2 separate regions of the Homo sapiens genome follow, and region 2 is linked to region 1. A link is a loop called in an ENCODE intact Hi-C map of the cell type or tissue named here. Cell type or tissue: Caco-2. All regions are shown on one strand. Links, peaks and the distances in the headings refer to the core of each region. The heading gives the core; the rest is flanking DNA. Region 1 overlaps FZD4-DT (FZD4 divergent transcript). Region 2 overlaps TMEM135 (transmembrane protein 135).

Region 1 (2,929 bases), core at 296-2,795:
AACCATGCAAGTCTTAACTAGAAACTTCATATTCTTTAGTTATCATCCCTCACTTTCCCCATCTTCCCAAACTCTAAGCAACCACTAATCTCCTTTCTGTCTCTATAGATTTGCCTATTCTGTACATTTCATCTAAATGGAATAAAATATATGATCTTTGGTGCCTGGCTTCTTTCACTTAGCATAATGTTTTCAAGGTTTATCTCTATTGTGGTATATATCATACTTCCTTTTTTTTTTTTTTAGACAGTTTTGCTCTTGTTGACCAGGCTGGAGTGCAATGGCACGATCTCAGCTCACCGCAACCTCTGCCTCCCGGATTCAAGCAATTCTGCCTCAGCCTCCCGAGTTGCTAGGATTACGGACACGCACCACCACGCCCAGCTAATTTTGTATTTTTAGTAGAGACAGGGTTTCTCCATGTTGGTCAGGCTGGTCTCGAACTCCCAACCTCAGGTGATCCACCTGCTTCGGCCTCCCAAAGTGCTGGGATTACAGGTGTGAGCCACCGCGCCCGGCCTATCATACTTCCTTTTAATAATTGAGTAATATGCCATTGTATGAATGTATCATATTTTGTTTGTCCATTCATCAGGTAATGGATATTTGGATTGTTGCGGGTACTGTTATTGCTACTCCTATTTTATTTTAGAAATACGAAAAGTGAATCTCAGGGAAGTAAGTTCACCAAGGTCAGACAAATAGCAAAGCTGAGACGCACACAAACTTAAGTGTGTCTGATGCTATATTTCTTTCTCTTAACCACTATACCACTGCCTCTTACCATGCTATAAAGCTTTGTAAGGCCAGCACAAAAGAAGATGGGGCTGGCCAGTTGCAGTGGCTCATGCCTGTAATCCCAGCACTTTGGGAGGCCAAGGTGGGTGGATTACCTGAGGTCAGGAGTTCGATACCAGTCTGGCCAACATGGTGAAACCCTATCTCTACTAAAAATACAAAAAATTAGCCAGGCATGGTGGCAGGCACGTGTAATTCCACCTACTCGGGAGGCTGAGGCAGAATTGCTTAAACCTGGGGAGGCAGAGGTTGCAGTGAGCTCAGACTGTGCCACTGCACTCCAGCCTGGGCAACAGAGCAAGACTCCATCACAAAAAAAAAAAAAAAAGAAAGAAAAATATTGAAAACTACCTAAATACTTAACAGCGAGTAAACAGTTAAATAAACTATGCTATATATAAACAATTATGCAGCTATTAAAATTGTTTACCCAAACAATATAGAAATTTGGGGAAATATTTGTTATGTTTTTAAATTTTAAAAAAGCCACAACACAAATATATATTTATTACAAAAAGTATATCATCACAACTATTAAAGATATAACATAGTAAAAGATTAAGGATTAAGGATGAATATATCAAATATACTAAATTATTAAGGAATTTTTTTCTTTCCACTTTTTGTTATTTGCCAAATTTTCTATAATGAGCATTGATGACTTTCATAATGGGAAAAAGTAAAATAAACTTCGCTTTTTGAAAAAAAAAATTAATGGGTTGTGTTATGTGTGTTATGTTGACTGATCCCAAATTATCCCCAACTCACTGTGACACAGCCCATCTGACCCAGGGGAGTCGTGTGCATGTATCTCTTTGAAGCTCCAGCCCTGGAGATAAGCCCTCAGCTGACCTGTGGGCCTGCTGATCAGCTAGCAATGTCAGATAAGGAATTTTAAACATAGAAGGAAACTTAGAGGGCCACTGGCTGGTCTACATCAGGAGAGCCCAATCAGTCCAGTTTTTATTTCCTCTGGTCAGTGGCCCTGAAAGAAAGCAAGATTACACTGTAGCTTTTGCACTCTATCCAGGCAGACAGGCTCCACCACTTAAAGAGCTGAGGAATGCATGGCTGCAGAGACAGGGAAACAACACCCATGGAGAAGCACACAGATAAGATCTCCAAACAGAGACTCTGGTTAACAGTTTCCAAGGTCTGAGGAGTAAATAAAACCCTCTAGGACACAGGGAATCACATGCAGGTAGGAAATTCCTGACTTGACCCATTGGAAGGGGTAGGGGCCTTCTGAATTTTTTCTCCTTTTCCTCATTCTTTCACTTGCCAATTATTTTTTGAGTACATAGAATAGCCAGATGTGGCTTCTTATAGGTTTTGCTTATAGACTCATACAAGGTACAACAGGCAGACAGACAATAAGGTCCAGTGTACAGGATGCCATGGCTGTGATATTAGGGGCACCTTCAACTCCTGAGGAAGGCTTTTTGGAGGATGTTAACTCTAAAATAAAACCTTAGAAGAAAGGTGAGCTTGACAGTGGTGCGGCAGAGTTGAAGAGAAGGTTCTCCCAGGCACGGCTATGACCTGCAGGCGAGAGAGAGAGAGAGAACAAATTTGAAGAAGCTTCAGAAACTTGAAATGGAAGGCAGGAAGACAGGAAGTGGTTTCTTCCAGATCCCCTTGATTGAGTTATGGAGAATGGAGAGAGGAAAAAGAAAAAAATGAATATTCTAAAGCTTTCCTCTTCTTCCTCTCAAAATTTTGCCCTTTTCCTTTGTCTTGATCATGCTGTTCTTAGCTCTCTTACCACCTGTGCTGCTGTTTCAAGGTTGCAGAGTAAATAAAGGGACAGAGACAGCCCAATGTTGAGGCCTGAGCTCCATAGAAATGCTGCTGCCATCACACACAGATGAGACTGACCAGGCGGGCCAAAGGTGGCCCATTCATGTTGCCCTTAAACACTGCAACTGCCATTATTTTCAGTTCTAAGGAGCCAATGGTGAGGGTTGGGGTTGTCACTTATTCATTTTGCATATGTTAAGTGCAGAGTGGGTATCCATAGATGTAATTCACAGCCTCATTGGGAAGATAACACATGAAATTATGAATGTTATATATTTACTTTACATGAGACAATAGTGGAGTATGGAGTATAACAAACTTTTCTTGAGTC
Region 2 (2,929 bases), core at 273-2,772, 290 kb before region 1:
GATCACCTGAGGTTAGGAGTTTAAGACCAGCCTGGCCAACATGGCGAAACCCCATCTCTACAGAAAACACAAAAATTAGCCGGGCGTGGTGACAGATGCCTGTAATCCCAGCTACTTGGGAGGCTGAGGCAGGGAGAATCGCTGGAACTGGGGAGGTGGCAGGAGGCAGAGTTGGCAATGAGCCAAGATCACACCATTGCACTCCAGCCTGGGTGACAGAGTGAGACTCTGTCTCAAAAAAAAAAAAAAAAAAAAAAAAAAAAAAAAAATCACTTGGCTGCTGGATAGACTTACAGGAGGGCAAGGTTAGAAGCAAGGAAGCAAGTTAGGAGGGGAACGATGATTGTGGTCATCTAGATCATAGTTGTAGAAGGTGGAGAGAAGTAGAGCTGACTGAAATTCTCAATGGTTTAAACGTGGAGTAAAAGAGAGGGAATTTACAAATTACTGAAATAATTTTTGGTTTGATCAAACGGAAGGATAATACGGCCACTCATTAAAGTAGGGAATACTAAGCACAAACAGTTTCAAGGAGAAAATCAAAACTTTTGTTTTGGACATGTTAAGTTTAAAATGTGTGTTAACTAATTAAACGGTAATGTTGAGGAAGCAAGTAACTGGCTGTACAAGTCTGAGGATTAAGGGAGAGGTCTGATTTGTTTATATGTAGTATTTAAATGCATGAGACTAGATACAATCATACAGGAAATAATTGTAAAGAAAATGTCCAAGGACTGAATATATTTTGCTTCTCCACAACTTATAATGCAGAAAATCTCTTCAAAGGAAGAAAAATAAAAATCCATTTATCCTAATCACATTCTTTTCTAATATAAAGTCTCATTTTTATTTTCAAGTGCACATAAAAATAATGCATTTAACTCATATATGTAGACTTTTCAACTTAATCTATGCAAATGACAAAATAAATACTGTAAGTCAGTCTATATTTACTGAATCTCTACTTGCAAGGTTCTGCACTAAGGCAAATTATGATATAAAACTGAGCCAAAAAAGACATGGAGGAAAAGAAATATGTTGCATAATAATATCAAAGAACTTAGTAAATACACAAATAACTGTAGAGGTTCAGGTTGGAATCGCATACTATGTACAGGAAAGTATAAAGAAGCTCAATGTTATCATTATCAGGATAATACTCTTGGTCAAATGTTCAAATTTTCAATTAGAAGTGTAAATGATAGTAAAATAAACAATTCTACCCACAAAGATATTTTCTATGAAATTACTTTCATGAGATAGTCATCTTTATTACATTGTACCAGCAGATGTCGCTAGAAAACTGTTTTTGGAAGAATTTGTAGTTCATTGGTGTGACTTCTATAGCAAACACTTTACTGTAGGTTTTCCTCTAAAAACACATTTATAGGGATGCAAAAATGTTACTAATCTTAATTAAAGTACATTAAGTTCTCTCAAGTAAATATCTCGATATTAGACTTTTAATGATGGGTGATGTTCCTATAATCCATTCAATATAAAATGTTTATATTTTATATAAACCCCATTGTTTGGCACCAACACAAAATTGGATAACGTAAATGTGCTGCTTCATTATGTGCTCTCTAATGAGCTGAAAAGAATGAGAACAAACTATTTTGATTTCTAAGATTTTTTTATTGTCTACTCAGTTTTCACTCATTTGGTAAATATAAAAGATGTAAAAGATGTACTTTATAAATCTTTAAAATATTTCTTCGCAATCTACAGAATGGGAGAAAATATTTACAAACTATACATCCTAGGGGGGATTAATATCCAGAATATATCCATGGAATACTATACAGCCACAAAAAGGATTAAATTCTGTTATTTGCAGCAACATGGATGGACTGGAAGACATTATACTCAGTGAAATAAGCCATGAACAGAAAAGTTAAACGCTGCATGTTCTCACTCATATGTGGAAGCTAAAAACAGTTTACCTCATAGAAGTGAAAAGTAGAAAGTAGAACAGAAAATACTCAAGGCTGGAAACAGTAGGGGGAAGGTAAAGATATGAAGAGATGGCTGCACGCGGTGGCTCACACCTGTAATCCCAGCACTTTGGGAAGCCAAGGCGGGCGGATTACCTGAGGTCAGGATTTCAAGACCAGCCTGGCCAACATGGTGAAACCCGTCTCTAACAAAAATAAAAAAATTAGCCAGGCATGGTGGCGGGCATCTGTAATTCCAGCTACTCGGGAGGCTGAGGCAGGAGAATCGGTTGAACCTGGGAGATGGAGGTTGCAGTGAGCTGAGATCGCACCACTGCACCACTGCACTCCAGCCTGGGTGACAGAGCAAAACTACATCTCAAAAAAAAAAAAAAAAAAAAAAAAAAAAAGATATGGAGATATTTGTTAAAGGATACAAAATCACAGCTATGTAGGAGAAATACGTTCTAGTGGTTCTATATCACTGTAGGATGACTATAGTTAACAGTAATACATAGTTTCAAATAGCTAGAAGGAGAATATTGAATATTCCCAATACAAAGACGTGATAAATATTTGAGATTACAGATATGCCAATTACCCAGATCTAATAACTATATATGTATTAAAACATCACTGTATACTCCCATGAATATGTACAATTATTTCTCAATTTTTTAAAAGATAAAATACATTACATACACACAAAATGTGGTCTCAGAAGAAGGTGCAGACAATATGGAATTTTTTTCCATTGCATGTCTGTGATTGTAATCACGTTTTCACAATAAAGTTAATGTGTCAATTTTTACATAAGAAAAATATAAGCATCTAAAACAATATTACTTGTTTTATTTACTTATTTATTACTTCTTCCTCCTCACCCCCCAAGATGGGATCTCCCTATGTTGTCCAAGCTGGTCTTAAACTCCTGGACTCAAACAATCCTCCCACCTCGGCCTCCCAAGTAGCTGGGATCACAGGCATGTGCC

What was found. A loop is a pair of places that touch in the nucleus more often than their neighbours do. Peaks named below come from ENCODE experiments on the same cell type or tissue, not always from the same donor. Only the 100,000 strongest peaks of a DNase experiment are listed, where the experiment ranks them.
Region 2: a loop joins it to region 1, with 4 times the contacts of the local background. A loop is called at or near these places in 22 of 110 quality-filtered maps.

The regions. Positions count from the first base shown.
Region 1 is chr11:86,999,287-87,002,215 of GRCh38, reverse strand. FZD4-DT (FZD4 divergent transcript) reads right to left here. Exons shown (of 3, transcript NR_038905.1): 3 at 1,266-2,340. Among named protein-coding and RNA genes, the nearest start is that of TMEM135, 37 kb to the left of the region's middle. In Caco-2, for the core only: no CTCF peak of the experiment used is centred there; DNase peaks (open chromatin) are centred at 1,735 and 2,262.
Region 2 is chr11:87,288,856-87,291,784 of GRCh38, reverse strand. All of the region lies in intron 6 of TMEM135 (transmembrane protein 135), which reads right to left. Among named protein-coding and RNA genes, the nearest start is that of TMEM135, 250 kb to the right of the region's middle. In Caco-2, for the core only: CTCF peaks have their summits at 1,034 and 1,267 (motif pointing right); no DNase peak of the experiment used is centred there.